3 separate regions of the Homo sapiens genome follow, and all the other regions are linked to region 2. A link is an interaction called in ENCODE POLR2A ChIA-PET data of the cell type or tissue named here. Cell type or tissue: GM12878. All regions are shown on one strand.

What was found. Peaks named below come from ENCODE experiments on the same cell type or tissue, not always from the same donor. Only the 100,000 strongest peaks of a DNase experiment are listed, where the experiment ranks them.
Region 1: POLR2A ChIA-PET joins it to region 2 with 5 read pairs; 2 of 35 experiments call an interaction of 5 or more read pairs at or near these places.
Region 3: POLR2A ChIA-PET joins it to region 2 with 9 read pairs; 9 of 35 experiments call an interaction of 5 or more read pairs at or near these places.

Annotation. Positions count from the first base shown.
Region 1 is chr5:127,847,979-127,852,978 of GRCh38, forward strand. The region is part of intron 5 of CCDC192 (coiled-coil domain containing 192); the gene reads left to right. Among named protein-coding and RNA genes, the nearest start is that of CCDC192, 150 kb to the left of the region's middle. In GM12878, no CTCF peak of the experiment used is centred here; no DNase peak of the experiment used is centred here.
Region 2 is chr5:127,906,444-127,911,443 of GRCh38, forward strand. The region is part of intron 6 of CCDC192 (coiled-coil domain containing 192); the gene reads left to right. It overlaps LOC124901059 (a long non-coding RNA gene), which reads left to right and starts at 2,717. Exons shown (of 3, transcript XR_007058925.1): 1 at 2,717-2,759. In GM12878, a CTCF peak has its summit at 2,840; a DNase peak (open chromatin) is centred at 2,874.
Region 3 is chr5:128,074,389-128,079,388 of GRCh38, forward strand. All of the region lies in intron 1 of SLC12A2-DT (SLC12A2 divergent transcript), which reads right to left. Among named protein-coding and RNA genes, the nearest start is that of SLC12A2-DT, 6.3 kb to the right of the region's middle. In GM12878, no CTCF peak of the experiment used is centred here; no DNase peak of the experiment used is centred here; H3K4me3 peaks cover 939 bases; H3K27ac peaks cover 1,615 bases.

The sequences.
Region 1 (5,000 bases), 58 kb before region 2:
TAGAGACAGGATTTCACCATGTTGGCCAGCCTGGTCTTCAAACTCCTGACCTCAAGTGATTCGCCTGCCTCAGCCTCCCAAAGTGCTGGGATTACAGTGATTTTTTTTTTAATCTCTATGTTTGGTGACCAAACTCCTGAGTGGCTACAGTTTTCTTATCATTACTGCTCCTAAGCATGGTCCTGGTTCTCTCTTATGGTTGCAGTCTGTGAAGCATTTCTGTGTCCTCCTGGAGTCAGTGCCATAGTAAACCCTTCACGTGGTCACACAGGCTCAGTCTTTTTATTCAGAGGGTCATAAAACAACTTCACAACAAATGGAACACAGAGGGATTTAGCCATTGCCCAACTTGAGAGTGAACTTGGAACTTCCTCCTTCCCTGGGCCTGTTTGCATTTCTGTACTTTTATTTTCTTGGTCTGAGTTTACCTGATATCCATTGGCTATCCAATTCCTGACCTTACTTCTAGCCTTCATATTTTCTTCCTGGAGAGCCTGGGTAACTTTCCTTATTGAAGCCAGTCCAACAATAGCAATTAAAAGCTCAGGCCGGATAACTCTTCAGGGATTCAAAACCCATCTCTGCCACTTACTAGATGTGACTTCTCACCTAAACTCTGCCACTCACCTTGGCCTATCTTCTGTGCCTTAGTTTCCTCTACTGCAAAATAAAAAGGCTAATAAGAGTCTCTACCACATAAAATTCTTATCGTGTTCTTATGAGTTAATATATGTAAAGTGCTTAGAATAGTATCTGGCATGCAGAAAGTACTGAATAAGAATTAGCTATCATTATTACTTCAGAGACACTTAGGTCGTTCTGGGGAGAAAAGGCAGTATCCATTATTTAAATTTGAAAAGACACTAGTTATGTAAATTTTACATTGAAGATAAACTATATAAAAGGAGCAGTTTGCCACCTACTCAGAAAGAAAGGCTTCTGTGTAAACTTTAGAAATCCTGTCTATATAGCCAGGTGTGGTGGCTCGTACCTGTAATCCCAGCATTTTGGGAGGCTGAGGCGGGCAGATCACTTGAAGTCAAGAGTTTGAGGCCAGCCTGGCCAATGTAGTGAAACCCCATCTCTACTAAAAATACAAAAATTAGCAGGGCGTGGTGACAGGTGCCTATAATCTCAGCTACTCGGGAGGCTGAGGTGGGAGAATCAATTGAACCCAAGAGGCAGAGGTTGCAGTGAGCTGAGGTCGCATGCCACTGCACTCCAGCCTAGGCGAAAGAGTGAGACTCTGTCTCAAAAATAAATAAATAAATAAAAGGACATTGAATTTACTTGAAATTAGTAAGCCTAGACTGCCTTATTCTCCCCAGTTCTACAGCCAGGATTCCCACCTCCTCAGCACTCTCAGCTTAGCAGCCCACAAGCCACAGGGGATAGAGGCTGACTTCAACTGGCCACTCTGATCTAGGATGATCTCCAGAGGTCTGTCCAGCTTGGCTCACCTCTGTTCAAGAGAATGTCTGCAAGATAGCCTCAGGAATTCCAGAATATAGAAAGAGTTGGCTCTCCTGGGACAAAAGAGTGATTTCGTCGGCCCTGAGAGAACCTTCCTCCACTGCCTACAAGTACCTAAATACCATCATTAGAGATTCATATTTTTGGCCTTAGGCTCCTAAAGCCTGTAAAAGGAAATGAAATGTTGCCAAATGAGTAATTTATACTTGACTTAGGTTAGAGATTTGTAAGGCTCATAAAGAGGTGGAGAGAGATACAAGACCAAGGAAGCAGAAACAAATCTTCAACTTCTCAGTAATACCTTTTCCTAAAGCCAGTCCTGTTTCCTAAACTAAATCAAGACTTACAGCTCAGGATCCAGCCTGAGAAAATTTTTTTGTGAAGAAGAATCTCTCAGGATAGGACTCAGAAAATCCAAATAAGACCTTTCAAGTCTTTAGTGAAAACAAGATCAATTGCATTTATTATACCTACCAGACTTCTGTACTTACTCAGATCCACACTTGGAGAATTACAACAACAAAAGAAATAAAAGAGGGTTTATCTGCTTTTTCTGATAACATCTGCTAACTGACTGTAAAGCAATAGTAGTTTATGCCTTTAAGGCTGGTTGTAAAATAAAGGCCGTAGGGATTATAGAGCTTGGGATCAGTGCTGCCGCCTGAATCTGTCGCTTCTTTGCATGTGGTTTCATGATCACACTTAATCCCCTTATCTCTGGCAGGTGTAGAGCCACCAGGAACATCGCATATATTTGGACAAGGGCACCCAGCTCAGGGGCAAGTGGGGACTAAAATTCAGCTACATTCTGCTGGTCTAACTGAGCTCCTTGACTCAGGAAAGGATCCCCCCAGAGAAAGAGTAATTTTTAAAAATTCTCTTAAAGGTACTCCCAGGGCTAATGCACTAGAATGCATCTATCTCAATGGGCATCTTTTGCTGATTCTCACAAAGGTACTCCATGGTGTGCAGTAGGCATCTTGGTGGATATTTTAGCTTCCCAGAATTTGGAACCCCTTACCTATAACAAGGAAATTCTCCATTCTATAGGTCTTCAAGGAAAGCAGAGCCCACCGTATAAGCAGGCCAACGTCCCTTGCAGCCTGGATGAAAGAATATGATCAGTCAGATGTACATTCCCTGCACTGAGAGTTGAGAGTTTGAGATGCACAGGAAAGGGCAGGGAGAATTCCTTGGGGCACTAGCAAATTTCGGTTTCCAAAGCAGCAGAGGGCCAGGTGCGGTGGCTCAAGCCTGTAATCCCAGCAATTTGGGAGGCCGAGGCAGGCAAATCACCTGAGTTTAGGAGTTCAAGACCAGCTTGGCCAACATGGTGAAACCCTATATCTACTAAAAATACAAAAATTAGCCAGGCATGGTGGCAGGCGCCGGTAATCCCAGCCACTCCGGAGGCTGAGGCAGAAGAATCGCTTGAACCCGTGAGGTGGAGGTTGCGGTGAGCTGAGGCCACACCACTGCACTCCAGCCTGGGCGACAGAGAGAGACTCCATCTTGAAAAACAACAACAACAACAAACAAACAAAGCATCAGAAGCAGAGGTTGCAGAAGCAACAAGAAGCACCTGTCCCTGGTGCCACCATGGAGGCTTTGCAATCTGGGCCACCTGAGACTAGTTCTGCTGCAGGATTGGGTGCTTGTCCTGGCTTCTGCAAATCTCCCTTGTCTTTGGCCTGTTTTCTGATCTCATTCTCCAAATTTCTCAGCAGTAAATTATTTTTATTAAATTGGTGTCTATGATTTACAACTAAGAACCCTGAGCAGGGATTAGGAAATTATTCTAAAATGTTATCAGACAGGCCAATTCAGCTTCCTACCACCATGCAAACCTGTGTACCTACTTCTTCGAGACCAACATTCACCTAGCTTTTGGTCAAGTCCTCTCCCACTATCTCAGGAATCTTGGAATATCAACTATTTATGATATTTAATATCAACTATTCATATATCAACTATCCATGTCTTTCTTGTTTTTTTGGTTATTGCTGTTGTTGTTTTGTTTTTTTGAGATGGAGTCTCGCTCTGTCACCCAAGCTGGAGTGCAGTGGCATGATCTCAGCTCACTGCAACCTCCACCTCCCAGGTTCAAGCGATTCTTCTGCCTCAGCTTCCTGAGTAGGTGGAATTACAGGTGCACGCCACCACACCTGGCTAATTTTTGCATTTTTAGTAGAGACAGGATTTCACCATGTTGGTCAGGCTGGTCTCGAACTCCTGACCTCGTGATCTGCCCGCCTCGGCCTCCCAAAGTGCTGGGATTACAGGCGTGAACCACTGTGCCTGGCCTCTTTCTTGTATTTTTAAATTTCCCTTTTAACTAGATTCTTCCTGTCAACACTTGAACATGGTTACATCCCTCCCAGTTAAGAAAAATGACTTACATTGAGCCCACACATCTGTCTAGCTATTGCTCTGTCTCAGAGTTTACCAACTGGTTTGCCAGAATACTGTGTGTTCCAAGAATGGGTTGTAGGTGTTCTGTGATATATTGAGGGTTGTAAATATTTATGGTAATGAAAAATTAAACCAGTTTTATAACCATTCAAAATTTAACAGTTAAAATTAAATGTGAACACTAGTTTTATGGTCCCCTCTCTGCTGAAGTCAATAATTCTTATTTTGTGCTCAAAATGTTTTCCACGATACCAACCCCAGAGAGCAAACACTACTGCCTATCACACGTGCCTCCTCTCCTTGACTTCCCCTTCAATTATTCTCGTCAGTCTGGCTTAGTCACAGTTCATCCTGTTGAAGGTATATGTAAAATAGTGCTTGATTTTGCATTTAATTGAATTTACTCACATTTTCACAATTATTTTCTTTACGCATAAAGCATATGTTTGATTATTACCTTGTTTTTACATGATAGACAGGAGAAAAGGTGGGTGTAGCCCTTAAGGGGAGTACCTGTTCAGCCTGTGGAAGAGAGGCCTCTGCAGTGTTTTCTCACATGGGGGAAGTATTGGCTGTTATGTGAAACACACAGTCACATTTACACACTCTGAGGGGTCAGGATAGCCTTCAGAGCCACAAACTTCTGTGGCATTCACCCAGATATCTCCATCTCACGTTTCGGGGTCCCAGGTTGTCCCAACCAGAGCCTCGGCTGAGCCCTCTGTTGTCTTTGAAGCTTAGCAACCCTGACTATAAAACTCTGAGTTTGCTCCTCACTGCAGCTATTCTCCCATAACAGGAGGGAGAGACACTTTGTAAGCTACTAAAGATGCCTGGTGGTCCTCACACTTAGTTCTTAACTGTTTGGCAACTATCATCAGTTACCCATTATTCTCTTTAGGCTTCATCACAGCAAGCCAGTTCATTGTTTTCAAATGCTGCTATCCCTGGCCGGGTGCGGTGGCTCACACCTGTAATCCCAGCACTCTGGGAGGCCGAGGCGGGCAGATGGTCAGGAGATAGAGACCATCCTGGCTAACACAGTGAAACCCCGTCTCTACTGAAAAATACAAAAAATTAGCCGGGTGTGGTGGCGGGTGCCTGTAGTCCCAGCT
Region 2 (5,000 bases):
TACCTTTTGGCTGTTGTGAATAATATTGTTATGAGCACAGGTGTACAAACATCTATTTGAGGCTAGGTGCAGTGGCTCACACCTGTAATCCTAGCACTCTGAGAGGCTGAGGGGGGTGGATCACTTGAGCCCATGAGTTCAAGACCAGCCTGGGCAACATAGGGAAACCTCAACTCTACAAAATATACAAAAATTAGCCAGGCATGGTGGCACATGTCTGTGGTCCCAGCTACTTGGGAGGCTGAGGCAGGAGGATCACCTGAGCTCGGGAGTTAGAGGCTGTAGTGAGCCATGACCACACCACTGCACTGCAGCCTGGGCAACAGAGTAAGATCCTGTCTCCAAAAAAAACCCCAACAAAAACAAATATCTATTTGAGTTCCTCCTTTCAGTTCTTTTGGGTACATAGCTAGAAGTGAAATTTCTAGGTCACATGGTTGTTCTGTTTAATTTTTGAGGAGCTGGCACATCATTTTTCACAGCTGCTGAACCATTTTACATTCTTATCAGCAGTGCACCAGGATTCAAATTTTCTCTACATGTTTGCTAACAATTGATATTTTGAGGGTTCTTTGGTTTTTGTTTTTTTGTTTGGTTGGGTTTTTTTTCACGATAGCCATCCTAACAGGTGTGAAGTGTTAGCTCATTTTGGTTTTGAAAAAAACCACATCTTTATACTACTGAAAAGCTCTACCACTACCTTGTTTGAATTTGGAAAAAGTTACAAGGAGTCATATCTGTGAACAAAGTCCAAGAAACCCACAAGTTAGCCATAATTTTAGTGTCTACAGAGACTAAACAAATAAATAAGAGCAGAACAAAAAATAAAATAATTCATTTATATAGGGGTATTTTTTTCAAATTTTATGTTTTAAAACAAACTGAAATGTTTTATTTTACCTAATTTAAAACTTCAGATTTGGGTTATAAAGTTATCTCAAGTAATTTACATTGAAAACAATTTTGCATATTACAATTCTTCAGTTATTGTGATCCAATATTAGTATCAATTATAGTAATTTTAGATATAAAAAACTATTCTAATTATTTATTTCCTTTCTCAACAGAGAGACTAATATAAATAGATGTTAAAGTCTGACATCTATTCAAAGTTTTGCTTTTAAAATAAATGTTAAAGTCTGACATCTATTTCAAAGGTTTTGCTTTATCTTAATCAGCTATTTCAAGTAATTAATGATTTTTGCCTCGATTTTACTTCAAAAGGGTTTAAATTTTCATTATATCTGTCTGTTACCAGTGGCTGAAACTGGTAGAAGTAATGTAGCTCACATAACAAGATTTATTATTTATCAAAAATTAAGTCATCAAAAATCTTTGGTATGCTGGTGACTCTTCTCTCAAAACAAAACCTACAAAAATCTTTAGCCGGTTTGTAAAATTAGTTGAATCCATATGAACTGAAAATCCAGATATTTAATCTGATAACCCAGAGCATTCTGCCTATCTAGACCAAATAGAAATGGTGCATAAACTCTTTAAGTCATAATCAGGTTGTAATAAACAGGCAGTGTATTTGTGAAGGAAGGAAGATTATTGCCTACTCAGGGTTGGTACTTTCTAAGACTACAACCACAATTTAATGGTTTTGGATAAACCATTAAAGATTGGCTTAATGCCATTATCGTGCTCACCTGTAGAGGACCCATCTCATCTAATGTCTCGTCTTATACACACACAGACCACACACATCTCACAGCTTGTTCAGCACTGGGACAGCTAACTTCATGCTTTTTTTTGTTTCCAGATAGATGATTATTTTGGAGGGGGAAATGCTCAAAACATACTAATAATCCAAACACATTTATTTCCCCTGGTCATATAATTTAACAGCTCTTTGATATGGGACAAATCAGTTTCTCCCCTTAGGAATTTAGAGGTCTACAGGTTCTTACTCAGAACTAAATGAAATACAATTATATGAACAGGGTTTTTCTAAATCTTAATTTTCAAAGAAGTGTAAAGGGGTATTATTCTTAAAGTAATACTATAAGTCATTCTTTTACTTTCCCAAAACAGAATAAAAACCTCAAACAAATTAGATTAGAAATAAAGTTTAACATCACTTCTTCCTGCTAAAATATAATCATGTTGGCGTTGTCACATGCTCAAGAAAAACTTAAAACTGTTATATTTGTACCTGAGTTGAATTTTTATACTGGTAGAACACTAATATTTTGAAATATCCTCTGATATGATTTATAGACTTGGTAATTTTATTTTATTTTTATTTCTCCCTCGCATTTCCTTTTGTCATTAAGTGTAAACCTTGTGGGAGGCTGAGGGTTACTCCTCAGGGTAGGGAAGAGTAAACACTGCATAGTACAAAGAATAACTGTTCAACTTTGGCATCCAAGTTGAGATTTTTAAGCTCTATAGGGAAATAATGGTTGTGAAAATCAGGTTTTGAGAAGAAAAAATGATTTTCTCAGACTCTCAAAATCATATCTTCATAGGTTGAGTTGCACAAAATTTTTAACATTCAACCATTTTTTGACCAATGAAATGTAACTTTATTATTGTTCAATTTATAGTGTATATCAAGAACTCAAGCTTGGAGAATTGGCCCTAGATTACAGCATGAAGAAGAAAGGGAGGTCATGTGATGTGATATAAAGAAAATGCTTACCTTTTTGTTGCTAGAAGGAGGAGCTGAAGAGAGAATAGGGAGAAAGGTCTGTGAAGGCAGACACAAGATCAACCCCTGGGCGAGAGCAGTGGACAGGGAGATACACACCCAGGTGGGTCTGGGGCCAATTTCACTGCCTCACCACACAGAGCCTGAGGACTTTTCAAGGCCCTTCACAATACCTTACGTTGACTGGCCACAAGTAGGAGCACTTCTGTTTCCAAACTGCAAGGACTGAGTTACCCTAAATGGGCAAGTTTAAGTTCACTTCTTCCCCTTGCTACTATGCAAGAATAGAAGATCAATAAAAAGAAGAAATCAATTAAATTTTGAGGTATTCCATACTAGATTTAGATAAACGTGTTCTTCAAAATGGGTTGCATTTAGGAAGAAAACAGACTTTTCCTATTTTTAACATGTTTGCTACTTTTTAACTTGCTACCTAATTTGCAGTCTTTTGTGTCCTTAGTATACAATAGTTCCAATATCAACAGCTGTAAAGTGACACAATTCATTCATTGTCACATTGCTAGTTAATGGAAAAAAAAAACTAGAAGCAACTTTCATATTTTCTGAGCTTGGTCCAGGGCACTTCCTAATAGCATTACTTTATTTTTAAGCTTTAGTTATAAAGTGCTAAGACAATGATGCACTGAAGTTTACTGGACTAATGATAAATTCTTCTTTTTAAAATTTTCTGGTCAAAATAGATGAATAGAAGTGTTCAAAGCTTGACAGAATGGTTTATATATATATTTTAATTCTTAAGGGAGACCACAATCTCAATTCATCTCTACAATGGCTTTTATTGCCTCTTCTATGAAAAGGAATCAATACAAGGATCAAATTTCCGTATTTTCAAAATGTGCTCATTTTAATTTGGCACAGTTTCCTCATTTCCTCTGTGGATGCCAAGAAAAGCACCTGTGTGAAAAAGGCTTATGTTAAACTTAGACAAAACAGGCCAAGTGCCTATAAGAAGATGAAAACAATCAGAATGTGTTGCAAAGAAAAGTTGACCTTTCTGAGCCTCCAAAGCCTCAGATTTGCATCTTCTGCATGAAGCTAGAGGCTAGACTCTTCCTGTCTTATTTATTATCTGAAAATAATATGTGCCTTTATGGCTGTCAAGATGATGAATGTAAAATCCTCTATCAACCTTTAAACAAGATCACTGCTTGGTGGGTCCTTCGAAGCTTTTGGCATCTTCACTAAATAAAAATTGCAAAAGCTCAACACACAAGAATGGGTGGCAGCTCTTTAGACTGGCTTCTTAAGTAAATTAACTAATACAAAGAATTCAGATCCAGATAAAACCAATGTGGCTGGCTTTCTCAGATCTGTGGGTTAGTGCATCCATCTTTACTAGCAAGTGATTGGTGCAATATAAAAGGAAACTTCCAGCTGTGCTTATAAATGGTTGGGTGTGTAGTTAGGGAAATCCATACAGCCATAAACTCCCAGTGTTGAATTAGTGATTGTTCAGAACTGAACAAATATGTAGAAGCGTAAATAACTGAATGTAGCACAATTCCCCAAAAAGTCCCATTGTTTCCCCGCTGCAGTAAACATGGAGATTTCTTTTCCCATGCAGGAGCCACAGGAAAGGTGGTATCCAGTAGTAAGTAGAGGACCACTGACTCTCCAGATCACAGTATTTCACATGACCCCATACACAGGCTAACAGCAGTGTCCTGCCAAAGTATAACCCATGGGGAATAGGCCTTTGAGGTTGTTTAAAAGTGGCAGACTGTGAGAGAGAAGCATATTTCCTTTCTGGGAGCCTAATTTAGCTGGAAAATGAAGATAGGCAGAATGTGAGTTTCCTGTAGCTTCATGCATTGTGTAATTTTATTAGACATAAAAAAAAAACTTCCTCTGAATGACTTATATTAACCAACTGAGATGTTTACTTTTATGTAAAATGTGACCTTCAAACTTTGTAAACAATATCATCCAATAAGAACACAAAATATTAATAGCTACCTAAAATGCCCATCACGGTCAGTCCAATTATCAAATCCTGCAATGGAAATCGCTTTCTTTAATTTCACAAGGCATGCATTGAGTCCCACAATATGTGTATGTATGTCAACAAATATTTGTGGAACATCCATTGTGGGTCATAAAATTGTTCAAGCCCAGGGGACATGAAGACAGGTAACACAGTGTCTCTAACCCCAAGGAATTTTCATGCCAGAGTGAGGAACAGACATGTAGACAGGCAAACACTAAGATTAATGCGGGGTGTTATGATGGCTGAAGAGAAGCTGGGAGCTAAACCTGCTGTTGGTATATAAGTCTCTGTAATCCTCATGGCTCTGGAGACATTACCAGTTACTTGTAATACTAA
Region 3 (5,000 bases), 170 kb after region 2:
ATATAAGCAACTAAGAGTCCCACAACTGGACTTACTTTTCTGACTTTGCATCACACCACCCAAAATTCAAAACACTTATGAGAGCCAGATTGGCACATTTGGTCATATGCTCACAATTTGGCTGGGGCAGGCAAGCTCCTCTATTATGTCCTTCCAAAACTACACACAGAGAGGTAATTCCAGTAAAAGAATTACCCCCACCTCACCAAAGAAACAAAACAAAACCCAAACAAAAACAACAAGAAAAATGTGTATGCTATTACCACAACAAGAGAGAATGGAAACCCCACTTCTAGGATACAGTAATGGTCTTCTATAGATATCAATGGGCAATTCAGAAATAAAAATATATAAATGATTAAGAAACTTTAAAAACTATAACCTCACTAGAAGTCAATGATCTGCAAATTAAACTTTTGTTGTTTTTTTTTTTTGCTAATCAGATTGACAAAGATTAAGAAAGATTTTACTCTGACTTTATAAGGGTGGTGGAAGGCAGAAATTCAAACACAATGTTGACAGAAGGATAAATTGATAATAACCTTTCTGAAAATCAATTTTGATATGTATGCCAAAAGTTTTAAAAATATACATACCCTGCTATTTCACTTCTAAGAATTTATCCTAAGGAAATACTCAATTAAGAAAGATATATGCACAAAGACATCCAATGTAGCACTGCTTGCTCTTATTTAAAAATGAAATAAACAGGGTTCAAAAATAGGTGATAGAGTCAGTAAATTATGATAAATCTACATGATGCAATATTATGAAGCCATTAGAAATCATGCAATTGCAAGATATCCATTTTCATATATAGAGAAATGTTCACATTACTGGTTTTAAAAACTATAAAACATACCATAAATCATTTTGTAATACCATAAACAGGAAAATGTTATTTCAGGGTGATGGCATTATAAGTGTTACTTCCTTTTGCTTTTTTCCTATGACTTCTATATTAATTATTACTTTATAAATAGAAAGATGTTATAAATAATAAATATCTACTTGACTTATAGATATTAAATTCTTGATATATATCCTATTATATATCAAGAATTATATATTATATCAAGAATTATATAATATGGAATATATATCAATAATATCTATCTATATTATATAATATATATTAAGAATTTTATGTCTCTAGAAATTGGTTACAATTCAACCAGGCATGGTGGGTGTCTCAGCCTGTAATCCCAGCACTTTGGGAGGTCAAGGCCGGCAGATCACTTGAAGTCAGGAGTTCGAGACCAGCCTGGCCAACATGGTAAAACTCCATCTCTACTAAAAATACAAAAATTAACCAGGCCTGTTCGTGAGCACCTGTAATCCCAGCTACTTGGGAGATTGAGGCAGGAGAATCACTTGAACCCGGGAGGCAGAGGTTGCAGTGAGCCGAGATCATGCCACTGCACTCCAGCCTGGACAACAGAGAGAAACTCAGTCTCAAAAAAAAAAAAAAAAAAAAAAAAAATTGGTTACAATTGAGGTGGAATTTTAGTTCAAATCTCTTAAAAAACAAGAAACATTTCTTGACTAATCAGAAGAGCTGATACTCAGGGCCATATTCAAAGTCAGCTGGTACTTCAGTTTTAAATGAAAACAATTACATGAACCGTAATAACCTGCCTTTACCTTCATACTCATGTTTTTAAAAACTGCCATATTGAACCTAATAGTTTTGGCCCACATTTAAAGGAAGATTAAATTACTTGGAAAGGGCCCAGAGGACAGTAATAAAAATAATTACATACTTAGAAATTTGGTCCTATAATGACATGCAAGAGGAAATCATTTAGAAAATAAAACTGAAAATAACCTTACACTTTTACGGGTTACCATAACCTCTGAAGAATGGGACAAGAAGCCAAAGAATTGAATTATAATGAGAATAATTTAATTTAGTCATTAGGAAGAACATCTTATTCCTCAATAAGTATTTGAGTGATTATTAATGTCCAATGCTATGGCATAAGGACTTGTAACCACTAGGATGTGTTACTAGAAATTATTTTCTTAAAAGTGTCAGAGGTAGAATATTGTGCAAAGTAGGGGCTTATTACATAACCCTTTAAGATCTTTTCCATATTTATGATTTTTACAAAATTTCAGGCATCTAGAATAATTATAAAAACATATCTTATTTTTATGGCTTTTTAAAAGTGAAAATAGATTAATAATTAAGAAATATAAGAGGATAAAAATATTAGAGATTTTTCATTAACATTGAGGAAAATATAAGTATACAGTTAGTTAGGAAACGCATTATATTATTTGACTCCATAAAGGGGAAGCAATTAAACTAATTATTAAGATATGAGTACATGTGTGTTAAGTGTCAGTATTTGTATTTTAAATCTCTTTTTTTTTAAAGTATAGTGCAATGTAGTGAATGCAGACAAAATGTTCCTATAACATATCTGTACAGATTTTTTTCTAAGACGGGAGTCTTGCTATGTTGTCCAGGCTGGTCTTGAACTCTGGGGCTGAAGCGATACTCCTGGCTTAGCCTCCCTAGTAGCTGGGACTACAGGCACACACCAACTTACCAGTAACACATTAGTTTTAAGGGGCTCAGATGAAGGAAAATAAAATGGATTTAAGATGAGTAAAAAAGAATCCTCCTTTGTCTGGGCTTGTTCCATCTTCCAAATATGTAGCAGCAACATAATGACACTAAAAACTGCCCTAAAAATCTGTAACAGAAAAAAAAAATAGCTTACATGCTACTCAAAAAATTACCTAAATACCTCTCAAAATCAAAACAAAAAGCAAAGTAAAAAATAAAACAGGACATACTTGCAAGAAAAGATATGACCTAAAGGTTGTATCTTAGCCCTGTTTGTTTTTTGAATAAAATATTAAGTTTTAAGCATTTATTTACTGTTTACATACATTAGGCCTTACCATATTATCAGGCACTATTCTAAGTATTTTACGAATAGTACTTTATGTAATCCTCATAGCTCCACAAGTATGAGGGTGTGGTGGCTCATGCCTGTAATCCTAGCACTTTGGAAAGCAGACTGCTTAAGTCCAGGAGTTCAAGACCAGCTTAGGCAACATGGCCATACCCTGTTTCTACAAAAAACAAAAAAATTAGCCGGGGATGGTGGCCTGCACCTGTGGTCCCAGCTACTCAGGAGGCTGAGGTGGGAGGATCACTTGAGCCTGGGAGATCAAGGCTGCAGTGAGCTGTGATCTTACCACTGCACTCCAGACTGGGTGACAGAGCGAGACTCTGTCTAAAAAAAAAAAAAGCTACCATTGTTATACCCCATTTTATAGATTAGGAAACTGAGGCACAGAGGTCACACTAAGCCAAGATCACACAACAAATAGCGGAGCTGATGGAGCTGAGATTCAAATCCAGGCAGTCTGGTGCTGGAGTCCATGTGTGTAATCACTAAGCTATTATATACAAGTAATTCCTTCAAATATTAATATTTGATAACAATTTTGAACTTTGAAGTTTGCAAATATCCACAGCCTGTATAGTTAGAAGTACAAAAGTAATCACAAATAACTTTTCTAATACAGATTTTAAATTGGAAAAGATTTCTTTGAATAGCTTTACAACAAACATGTGTAGACAAAAGTAGGGATAAGAAAGAAAGACTGTTTTTTAAATGCATTTGTCATGAATTTACTACCTGGGTAAGCAAAAAACTTGAGCTGTCTCTTTTGAAAGACATAATTTACAAATATGAATTTATATATTGTCTAGAGGAAAAGCACAGTACAATTTCAATTAATGTTTAATTCTATGACTGACTAAAATCTTTATAATATTTTTAATTAAAGAAGAAGGTGACCGGGACTTAGGTAAGAAAGCAAAATTATAACATTTACTACATAACAAGTTTTTTGTTTTTTTTTTTACATAAACAAGCTTTGTTTCTTACAAAAAAAAACAAGCTTCTTCTTTTTTTTTTTTTTTTGGATACAGAGTCTCACTCTGTCGCACAGGCTACAGCATAGTGCCGCAGTCTCGGCTCAATGAGGCCTCTGCCTCCCGGGTTCAAGCAATTCTCATGCCTCAGCCTCCCTAGTAGCTGGGATTACAGACATGCACCACTACACCCAACTAATTTTTGTATTTTTAGTAGAGACAGGGTTTCCCCATGTTGGCCAGGCTGGTCTCGAACTCCTGGCCTCATCTGATCCGCCTGCCTCGGCCTCCCAAAGTGCTGGGATTATAGGCATGAGCTACTGTGCTAGGCCTATAAAAAAGCTTCTTTAGGGTAACTTTTTTCTTTTTTCTGTAACAGAATAATCACATTATTTCTCAAGGGAAATACCATTTACTCAATTTGTACTCTGAATGCCATCTAATAAAACAGCAAAGCCACAACCATGCAGAATGTCAGCACAGCATGTCTAACTAAAACTCACTGTAAGAAAAAAAAGGAAAAGAGAGCTGATTTCAAAGGTTCTACATGGCTTTGCACTTCACATGCTCTGATGCTGCAGATATGAGAAGTTGTAGGTCTAACATAATTTATATCTTCTTTTAGGATACTTTGGCATTTGTGAATTGAGAAGTTTGGAAAACAACTACGCAAGTCACTTCTAATCCTAAAATTCCAACTACATGAAATAAATATTAGTAAGTACTCAGACACACACAATGTCAAAGGCTGGCCTTGTGGCAAAAAGGAAATACAGCAAAATCAGTCAGGTTCCCACCACGGCACTGATAGCAAGTCTGTTCTCAAGGTTAGTCTCTAAACTGACACCTGGTAAGTCTGACAATGAAATATTTGCCAACAATTAAGTAAAGGAGATCTCTCCTGATAAATTTTTCATAAGTTTCACATAATACACTTTGATATTTCCTGGAATGTTTGTGGCCCTCCCCTCACTGCATTGCTCTCTCATTTTGTTGGCTAATACATGTTACTAAAGTCAATATATATTCAACTCATTTTTCTCTGCCTCTTGGCCCAATTTAACACAGCTGATCCTGTTTTCAAATGCCTTCATCTGAT